Regions from separate parts of the Homo sapiens genome. Here region 1 is linked to region 2. A link is an interaction called in ENCODE POLR2A ChIA-PET data of the cell type or tissue named here. Cell type or tissue: B cell. All regions are shown on one strand. Region 1 overlaps PLEKHO2 (pleckstrin homology domain containing O2). Region 2 overlaps MTFMT (mitochondrial methionyl-tRNA formyltransferase).

Region 1 (5,000 bases), 150 kb after region 2:
GAAAGATCTCACAGAGAAGCCCTCCCCACTGCCCACCAGTATGCAGCTGGGTCTAGATTCGAATCAGCCTGGCCTTGTGGAAAGAGCCCGGATCTGGTCCAGCTCCATGGGACTCCCCCAGGCCAGCTGCCTGGGCTCTGGGCTTCCGTTTACTCTGAAAAGTAGGAATAGCCCCAGTCTACATTCAAACCCACCCCACACCACCCATGAGTCCTTTCCCAATTCAGGTAGGAGCTCTGAGCTCCTGTTAGAATCAGAGGGTGGCTCAGAGAACCCTGACCCTGCCAGGCCCAATGGCCAGACAGGAAATAAGAGGAAGGAGTGAGGTCATGGAAACTGAGGGGCTGCCTCACGCAGTGGACAAGGCAGTAGGGCCTCTGAGCAGGACAGTCCACCACTTACAGGTGTCTGACCTCAGGCCTCAGTTTCTTCAACTGTAAAAGAGAATACCACCAGAACCTGCCTCATGGAGCCATGAAGATCATTTTTAAAATGATGTATCCAATTTGTACACCCATGCTCATAGCATTGTTCACAACAGCCAAAAGGTGGAAGCAACCTCAGTGTCCACTGACAGATGAATGGATAAGCAAAATGTGGTCCATACGTACAATGGATTATCAGCCAGCCTTAAAAAGGAAGAAAAATCTGACACATGCTACAACAGGGATGAACCTTGAAAACATTGTGCTAAGTGAAATAAGCTGGACACAAAAAGACAAAAACTGTACAATTCCACCTATATGAGGTACCTAGAGTTGTCAAAATCATAGAGACAGAGAGGAGAGTGGTGGTTGCCAGGGGCTGGGGAGAGGGGCAATGGGGCATTATTATTTAATGGGCATAGAGTTTTAGTTTTACACGATGGAGAGTTATGTGATGGATGGTGGTGATAGCTGTACAACACCATGAATGTATTTAATGCCGCTGAATTGTGCAATTTCAAACTGGAAAAGATGGTAAATTTTTTTTTACCACAGTTTTTTATTTTTTAATTGAGGGAAAAAAGATATATCTAAAGTACTAAATCTGGAGCTAGGCAGAGTGAATACTCAGTAATAGGAATTAGCACCATTGCCTTCCCTCTGGACAAAACAGTTTGTTTCCTCGTCTGTAAGATGGGATAACACTGCCTACTACCAAGCAATGATGGGGAAATTAAACATGATTAAAAGCAGGGACTGGCACATAGTAGGTGCTCAGTAAATAGTTCTTGAATGAATGAGCCAAAAAATTAATGAACTGGCTCAAGTTTCCTTCCCTCACCATTTTTGGACCACTGCCTACTCTCTGACCTCAAGATGCCCTAGTTCTTTGTTGGCGGTCGCCAGCTTGCCCATCCTCCACCCTGGTGTTAGATAGTACCTCCCCTCCCTCCACTCTCCAGTTATGTAACACCGAGGTCGGCCTGGCCCCCTCAGCATCCTCATTATATAATTTCCTCCTGGCTGCCACTGCCTCCTCCTCATGCAGGGCCCTGGGTCCCACCCCCACCATGCCAGGCACAGCCAAATGCTCATTTGCATGACCAGGGTAAATTTGATCCTGGAAGCAGATCTTCAGTTAAGTCAGAAACCCCAGGGCACCTTGGCAACTGCCTCAGCTCAGCCATCAGGGCTGCTGGGGGCTCAGAGACAGACCACACTGCATCTGGGGTCGCTAAGGCCACCCAACTCTGTGACGGGACCTGCTAGAAAGGGAGTCTGGGGCCAGCCCTTCTACCCAGCTGCTCCTCCTATTCACAGGCTCAGAGCTGGTGTGACCCCTGCATGGTACAGGATTTAGCATCCAGGGAGCTTGAAAAGTGTACAGCTGAACTCAGGAGCCAATGGAACAAGAGGAGGCCAGAGAAGAGCAGGCCTAGAAGTCAGATTACCAAGTTCTACTCGCTTCATTACTCTGGACCTCAAAGGGACAAGAACAGAACCACTGGACCCAGCCCAAACTGCAGCTCCTTCCCCACTGGCCCAGCCCACCTGAAGCAGGCTGCCTCGGCTCTCTTCTGCTCCCTTGTGAGAAGCAGAAATGGCCTCAGAGAAGACCTATTGTGCAAGCCAAAAGGCTCCCACAGGAGAAGGAAGACAAGGTTAAACAGGACCCAGCTCCACCCTCCTAAGGAACCCTGTATCTGGCTGAACGAGCCAGGCATTCCACAAGGATGACCACAATAGAAACAATTAGAATACCAAGAAGTTACCAGCCTGGGCAACATAGTGAGACCCCATCTCTACAAAAAATATGAAAATTAGCCAGGCATGACGGTGTGTGCCTGCAGTCCCGGCTACTCAGAAGCTGAGGTGGGAGGATCACCTGAGCCTAGGAGGCAGAAGTTGCAGCAAGCTGAGATAATGCCACTACACTCCAGCCTGGGTGACAGAGTGAGATCCTGTCTCAAAAAATAAGAATACCAAGAAGCTGTGCCTCTCCCCAAAAACCATCCTGAAGGGCCACAGGCTGTACAGGTCCCTGCCCTGAGAACTTCCAAGAAGCCCCAGGGACATAGGCACTGCTAGGAGCTTAGATGCTAACAGGACTGGCCACAGACTAGGCCCACAAGGCCTGGGAAAAGGTTAAGGACAAAATGGCAGAGAGGAAAAAAGTGGGAGGGGAAGAGAGGAGGCAGGAAAGAGGAAAGGGCCAAGCTGGCTGAGACCAGCAGGGCAGCAAGGCCCAGCAGTGGCCACCCTGCTTCCTGGCAGCGTCTGCCTGTGACCTCATGGGCAGGGGTGTGGGGCTGGAGAAGCAGGGGGAGAGGGGCATGTAAGACATTGGAGTCTTTGTTTATTTGATTAGAGGGGAAAAAAGGCGGCCTCAGGACCAGACAGCCAGGGTCATGTGACCTCCTGGCCGGCTGGAGGCCTCACTGAGGACGGGGAACACCCAGGCTGCTGAGAAAGGAGGGTGAGAGGATGTGGGAATGTGGTGCCCTGGGCCAGGTCCACCAACTGACCTCTGGAGAGCCCCAATCTGTGTGAGCTCCTGGGGTGGGGAGGGTCAGGGACCCTTGAGCTGGAACCAGGATGCACTGTTTCATCCGCAGCACCCACCACTTGCTCCACAGCCCCATCTCCTGTTCTCAGAGCCAGCCTAAATTCTTGTCCTGTTCTCAGAGCCAGCCTAAATTCTTGCAGGGTTGGGGGCTGGTAGGGAGGGTGTTGGCTGAAGCAGCTGAGAACACAGCTGCACAAACAGGCTTCTCTGAAGGTGATGTCCCACCCTGAGCTGAGCCAAGCCCACCTAGTCTATCACCAGCTGATTCTCAGAGCTGGGGAAGAGATGGCCCACAGAACAGCACAGGCAGAGGCCAGAGAGGCTAGGTCCCCCTCCACCCCACATCCACATAGCATACTAAGACACACACCCAGACAGACACACGGCCAGGTGAGCACTCACCTGCATTAAAAAAAGATACACACATAAGGGCCAGACACACAGGTGGCAGATCTTCACACAGAACATACTTTGCATCTCATCTCTCTCAAACACACATCCACATATACAGTGCCCACTCAGGAAGGAAGTGGGTCTCCAGGACAGGGTAGGGGCTCCAGGCCTTGAAAAGATTAAAATGTGACTCTTTTTGTCCTCAAAGAGCCCTAAGCAGCAGATGTCAAGTGAAACCTGGGCCCAGTCCCATGAGCCCTCATAACACTATAATTATACCAGCCGCTACCCTGGGATACACTTCCAGCTCCCTAGTATCACAGCTCCACAGCCCCCTCCACTGCTATCTTGGTTGCTTCTGCGCCCCCACCCCCTGCACAGTAGGACAAAGGGTCAATGAGTAAAGCATTGTGGTCTTCAGGGTCTGCAGAGGACTGGGCTCCTATCCCCTAAAGCTGGGGGAGAAACAGAATGGCCTCCAGCAGGCCCAGACCAGACTTGCTCCCCAACTCCCAGCCTCTGTGACTCAGCCCTATTCTGCGAGGCTCCACATGACATGCAGAGGACAAGGCAAGGAATGGCCCAGCCGCAGATGGGTGCAAGCTGGCGAGAGGTGCTGTGCATGCCAGCCTCAAATCTGAACTCGCTCCTGACATCTGTGAAGCTACACCATGTGTCAACACCCACCAGACTCCCCGCCAGAGAAATGTGGTGCAAACAGCAAACTTCATCTGTACACACAGCATGTCCCAGGGAAAGACTCTCTCAAGCCAGGGACCTTCCCCAGCTACAGCCAAGAAAGGAAAGTGCAAGGGGAGGAAAGCTGGGGGGCTGCAGGCCTCCTAGTCCTTAGTCCAGGGTGGGCCCACCCACAAAGGCCTGGGATGAAGGGAGGCCACACACTCCCCCTCTGCCCCAGGCTGCATCACGGTGTTGAGGCCTGGCAGGGTGGAGGCCTCAACCACAGCTCTCCTGCCTCAGCCCTGGGCCTCCCCCAGGGTCTGGGGTACAGCCAAGTGCCCCACCTCCCAAAGGCTACTTTCCAACTACAGCCTGGGATGGAGGCCCTGGGCCTGCAAGAGGAAAAGGGGAGCAGAGGTCTCTCAACAGAGCCCTAAGTGCATCTCTTATCAACTAGGGGCTTGGAAGATTCCGAGACAAAATGAGCAAAGGTCTGACCTATGGTGGCTGCTAGGGCTGAGCCTCAGCCACACGCAACGGAAAACAGGCTTTTTCAAGGGGCCAGGCCTGCCTTAAACCTGCTTAGGCCTCCCAAGCTGACTCTGGGCTAGAGGGAGATGGGGCAGCAGCAGGCATCGCCCTACCTTGTTCCCTGGGGATCGCAGCAGGATAAAGCGGTGTTTTCGCTTGAGGAGGGCACGAAGGTCCTGGCACTTCTCATAGCTGCCCAGCTCCACAGTCTCCACACACTTCTGATCATCCTGGGGAGGGAGACAGAAGGGACATGAGCTGGTGACAGTCAGACCCACCACCACCCTCAACTACTCATGTCCCAGACCCTGATCCCACTCAGCGAGGACATCACTTGGTTAGAGGGAGGACCTCAGGCTGCCAATCAGTCACCAAGATGTGGTGTCCAGACCCTGGCAAGTGCA
Region 2 (5,000 bases):
TGTCTTTGAGCTTCTGCTTTTTTTACCTCTAAAGTGGGATTAATGACCATGTACACAACTGGCAAGATCAAAGGAAATGAACTAGGTGAATGTAAATTCATGCAAACATACTATTTTGGCAGTAATGATGGCAGACACCAAAATGATTATATTCTTACCATCCCTTTCCTTTCTACAATGCTCTGATGATAAGGTGAGCTTTACCTCCCGAAGAACAAGACTATATTCTGAGTATGTACCTAGCATGTTTATTACTCTCAGTAAATAGAAATCTTTTTTAGTCAGTAAGCATGTTTCAAAAATATTTTGAGTTATTTAAAAGAAAAAAATTGCACATATGAAAATCGTTTCAGAACTTTTATTGAAGCGGGCAAAAGAAAAGTGAGCTAGCAAGTTATAGAAGAGGCTATGACATAGATACAGTTATGAACTTGTTCTTCAAATTCATTTACTTATTTGATTTAATGTTCAAATTATTACAACAACCTAACTCTTCTGAAAGTTAAATACCCTCTTTAAGGGGTGTCATAAAAAGAGCACTGCACTGAGAATCAGAAAACAGAAGCCAGTCCTGGCTTTGCTACTAACTAGCTGGGTCCAACCTTGGGAAAATAGCTGCATTTCTCTGAGCCTCACTCTCTTCATGTATGAAATAGAGGATTGAACTACAGTCTGGAAATAAATGCATTCAATTCAGAAATTTTAGAGAACTTATTTCCTGGTGTGTGTTAAATTTTATTAACATTTAAATCAGGCTGTAGGATCTCAGGTATGTTGGAAATGTGTTACATGATAAAGGTGGTATTTCATACTGGAGGGAAGGGTAAGATGGATTATCTAGTAAATAGTATTGGGATAACTGGCCAACCATTGGTGGGGGAAGCCCTCAAATCCTATCTTTTAAAATCATAGTAAGTGCTATATTATAACAATGCATATGTAGTTAACAATACTGTATGGTATACTTACAATTTGTTAATTGAGCACATTTTTCTTATGTGTTTTTTACCATAATAAAAAAATCAAAATATAGATGGATCAAGGATTTAAATATAAAAAGTAAAATCACAAGGACTATAAAAAAGCACAACTGAATAATTTGACAATATTTAATAATCTTAAAGTGTGGGGTAGGCCTTTTTAAGTATGATACGAACCACCAAAGTAATGAGAGAAAAGACTTAGAAATATAATTATGAAAATAAAAAACTTATGCATGGAAAAAATGGCTGTCCCCAAGATTAAAAGTCAACAAACTGAGGAAAATATTCACAACACATGTAAGAGTTAAAAGGCTAATTTCCTAAATATAGAAAATATTTTTGCAAATTAATGAGATAACCATCCCAGTTTTAAAAAATATAACCAAAGGGCATAAATAGGCAGGTTACAGATAAATAAATTAAAAGTGCACATAAATATATGGACAGCTTCTCAGCTTCGCTAATAATAAACAGCAAGAGATTATCATATTTTTTTCTCACTTATCCAGGCAGTTTAGCAATAAAATGTTGATGCTGTTTAACCCACGCATTCCACTTTAAAAACAAAAAACCCCAAAACTATTATCCAGAAATGTGTAAGCCCTCAAAGATATATCGACAAGGTTATTACCCTAGTTTATAGTGTTATAAATAGCAATAAATTGAAAATAACAAATATCTATCATAAAGGTAGTTGCATAAATTACATATTCATAAAATGGGTTACTGTGCAGCAGATAGAGTGAAATTGATAAGTATGTACTGATGAAACATCAATGCTTTATGGTCACATAACAAAAGTCCTTGTAAAACAGTATTGATGCAGGACTTTTTGCTCCTTAACTCAGCTAAAATCTGGGTTCTTGTCTCACAACCAGGAAAAATTAGGCACGTGGACACATTGAAAGGTGAGGAGAGTGGAATTTATTAAAAGAAAGCTCTCAGCAAAAAAAGAGGGGGTCCTGCCAACAGGCTCCCACCTCACAGATTGAATACCAGGCCACCACACAGGAGCTGAAGAGGCCAGGCTCTTCCCCTGCATAAGGCAGAAATTCCTGGTGGCTCCACCCCCATTCTTCCAGTGCTCATGCGGGCCCTTAGTCTGAGCCACGCCACCTTGATTTATTTCCTTTACTGTGCATGTGTTAAGGGACAGAACTTTTCACCATGGACATGTTGAGTCAAGCCCACTGTGCATAATGACCTGGGTGGCATTTGGCTGTCTCCTGTCTCTATCACTGTGTTCTAGATTTTTATAATAATATTTGTAGAAAAAAATACAGGGAAATGCACATCAAACTTAACAGTCGTTACCTATAGGGATGGGAATAAATACAGAATATCACTTTCTAAAATTTTTTAACATAATGTAATGCTTGCATTTTTTATAAGGATAATAAATTTTTAATTGGAAATATTAGTATATTAGATATAAACATTGATTTTAAAGTAACATTTAAGATCTTATAAATCGGCCGGGCGCGGTGGCTCACGCCTGTAATCCCAGCACTTTGGGAGGCTAAGGCGGGCGGATCATGAGGTCAGGAGATAGAGACCATCGTGGCTAACATGGTGAAACCCCGTCTCTACTTAAAATACAAAAAATTAGCCGGGCATGGTTGCAGGCGCCTGTAGTCCCAGCTACTCGGGAGGCTGAAGCAGGAGAATGGCGTGAACCCGGGAGGCGGAGCTTGCAGTGAGCCAAGATCGCGCCACTGCACTCCAGCCTGGTGACACAACGAGACTCCGTCTCAAAAAAAAAAAAAAAAAGATCTTATAAATCCTGGAAACACTGATGTAGAGAGTCATGTTTACGGTCTGTTCCATCAAACTTAGTGACTGAGTTCCCAATTCCTCTAATTGAAAGAAAAGTCCAGATTAACACAAAATAGTAGTTGAAAAGGGTTTGGGAGTTGAGTGTATTCCTTTATCATACCTTCTTTAATTTTACTTGCAGATTCCGTTGCAGACGCTCTGGATGGCGAATACCATTAAACTTCTGGATTTGGTAGAAGTTAACAGTTCAGTCCTTGCTGGTACTAACTTTTGAATAGCTAACATGGAAGCTGTTTTCACTGTAGTGTATCTGGAAATACGTCTGTTTTATCATATGTCACAATTACTAAAAATAACTTTTAGTTTGTTTCAGTTCAGTAATTATAATACTTTACATTCACTTATTGTCTTATTCTTTGCAACACTCATTCTCATATATTTTCTCATTTAATCATTACAAGAACAGGCCAGGCGCGGTGGCTCACGCCTGTAATTCCAGCACTTTGGGAGGCCAAGGTGGGTGGATCAGCTGAGGTCAGGAGTTCGAGACTAGCCTGACTGACATGGTGAAGCCCCGTCTCTACTAAATACAAAAATTTAGCTGGGCATGGTGGCACATGCCTGTAATCCCAGCTACTTGGGAGGCTGAGGCAGGAGAGTCACTTGAACCTGGGAGGCAGAGGTTTCAGTGAGCCAAGATTGCGCCGCTGCACTCCAGCCTGGGCAATGAGTGAAACTCCATTTCAAAAAAAAAAAAAAAAAAATCATTACAGGACCCTGGGGAGTAGGCAAAGCAGTGTTCCTATCCCATTTTAAGCTCTGTGATTTCCTGCCTTAAGGTTTTCAGAGAGTGCAGAATGACTCGATTAGTTTCATTCTGGTGAATATTATAATGAAAATATCTGGGCAAATCAGTGAAAATCTAGGCCAGAGTGTATTCATACTTCATGCCACAAGTCCATTCTGAGGCCCATCAGCATCCTGCCAATACGGTGGACAGAAGGAATGTGAGCCACAGAGGAAGCTGGTTTAATTTAGAGGTAGTTGGAGTTCCCCAGGAACCTAGGAATTAGGATTTGTTTGGGCAGGGATGAAAGGGCCAGCCTAAATCCTAAACATCCTATGTATTTCCCCCTGTTGGCTAGTTATTTCACCAAAGCGCTAACACAAAACTTGTAGATTCAGCATTTTAGGTGGTCACTGGGTAAAGGAATTATAGCTTTGTATGTGCATGGGAAGCTTTCCTTTGGGTTTCTGATGTACAGAGAGCACTGTGGTTTCCTTGTAAGTTTTGGTTTACAAAGTCAACATCAGCAAATGTGTTCTCTCCGGTATCAGTACTGCCTCCCAAGATGTTTTTTGATTTTTAAGAAGTACTATGAAGTTGCATAATTGCTTTTTTCTCTTGTATATCTTTTCTTTTTTCCATTCTTCAGATCCAAAATTAACGGGACAGGCTCTTATTCCAGGATCAGTAATATACCACAAACAGTCACAAATACTATTGGTTTATTGCAAGGTATGTTTTTCATTAGTTTCAAGTTATCATAGTTGTTTTACTATGTTATAGTCTGTATCATTTATTATTTTTAGTTGGAACTTCACTTAACTGCCTGTCCATAGATTGGGTCAGGAGATCATTTAATTTTCTTAAGAAATAGTGAAGTCTCTAGCATAATTTTTTGAAAGTGATGAAGTTTTGCCAAGGCATTATTATTACTCAAAGAAAGAAGATTCAGTAACTTGAGTGCTTTCTTAAAAGAACACGTGTATTTTCAGTAGCCCAATTTAATTAACAGCTCTTGTGCTTGGTAACATAAAAGATAGTCATATCAAAATATCTGACTGAACTACTACAGGACACACATATCCTACTTGCTTTTACTGCTTAACAGTAGTAAAGAGGAGATTTCTGAACTTTTTAAAATAACTTTGGAATCATTATTGTTTTATAAGATCATGGTGTGTTCTGAGAAGTGTTCTACATTCCTTCCATTTCCTAGGTATTTTGCATCATATGGTGTTCATGTGAGATATTTCATACTTAAGAGTGTTTAGCCGGGCAAGGTGGCTCACACATGTTATCCCAGCACTTTGGGAGGCTGAGGCGGGTGGATCACCTGAGGTCGGGAATTCGAGACCAGACTGACCAACATAGAGAAACCCCGTCTTTACTAACAGTACAAAAATTAGTCGAGCGTGGTGGCAGACGCCTGTAATCCCAGCTACTTGGGAGGCTTA

Evidence for each region. Peaks named below come from ENCODE experiments on the same cell type or tissue, not always from the same donor. Only the 100,000 strongest peaks of a DNase experiment are listed, where the experiment ranks them.
Region 1: POLR2A ChIA-PET joins it to region 2 with 9 read pairs; 3 of 35 experiments call an interaction of 5 or more read pairs at or near these places.

The regions. Positions count from the first base shown.
Region 1 is chr15:64,854,747-64,859,746 of GRCh38, reverse strand. PLEKHO2 (pleckstrin homology domain containing O2) reads right to left here. Exons shown (of 6, transcript NM_025201.5): 3 at 4,710-4,826. Among named protein-coding and RNA genes, the nearest start is that of PLEKHO2, 15 kb to the right of the region's middle. In B cell, no CTCF peak of the experiment used is centred here; no DNase peak of the experiment used is centred here; H3K27ac peaks cover 1,039 bases.
Region 2 is chr15:65,004,132-65,009,131 of GRCh38, reverse strand. It overlaps MTFMT (mitochondrial methionyl-tRNA formyltransferase), which reads left to right. Exons shown (of 9, transcript NM_139242.4): 7 at 2,941-3,019; 8 at 4,196-4,278. Among named protein-coding and RNA genes, the nearest start is that of SPG21, 17 kb to the right of the region's middle. In B cell, no CTCF peak of the experiment used is centred here; no DNase peak of the experiment used is centred here.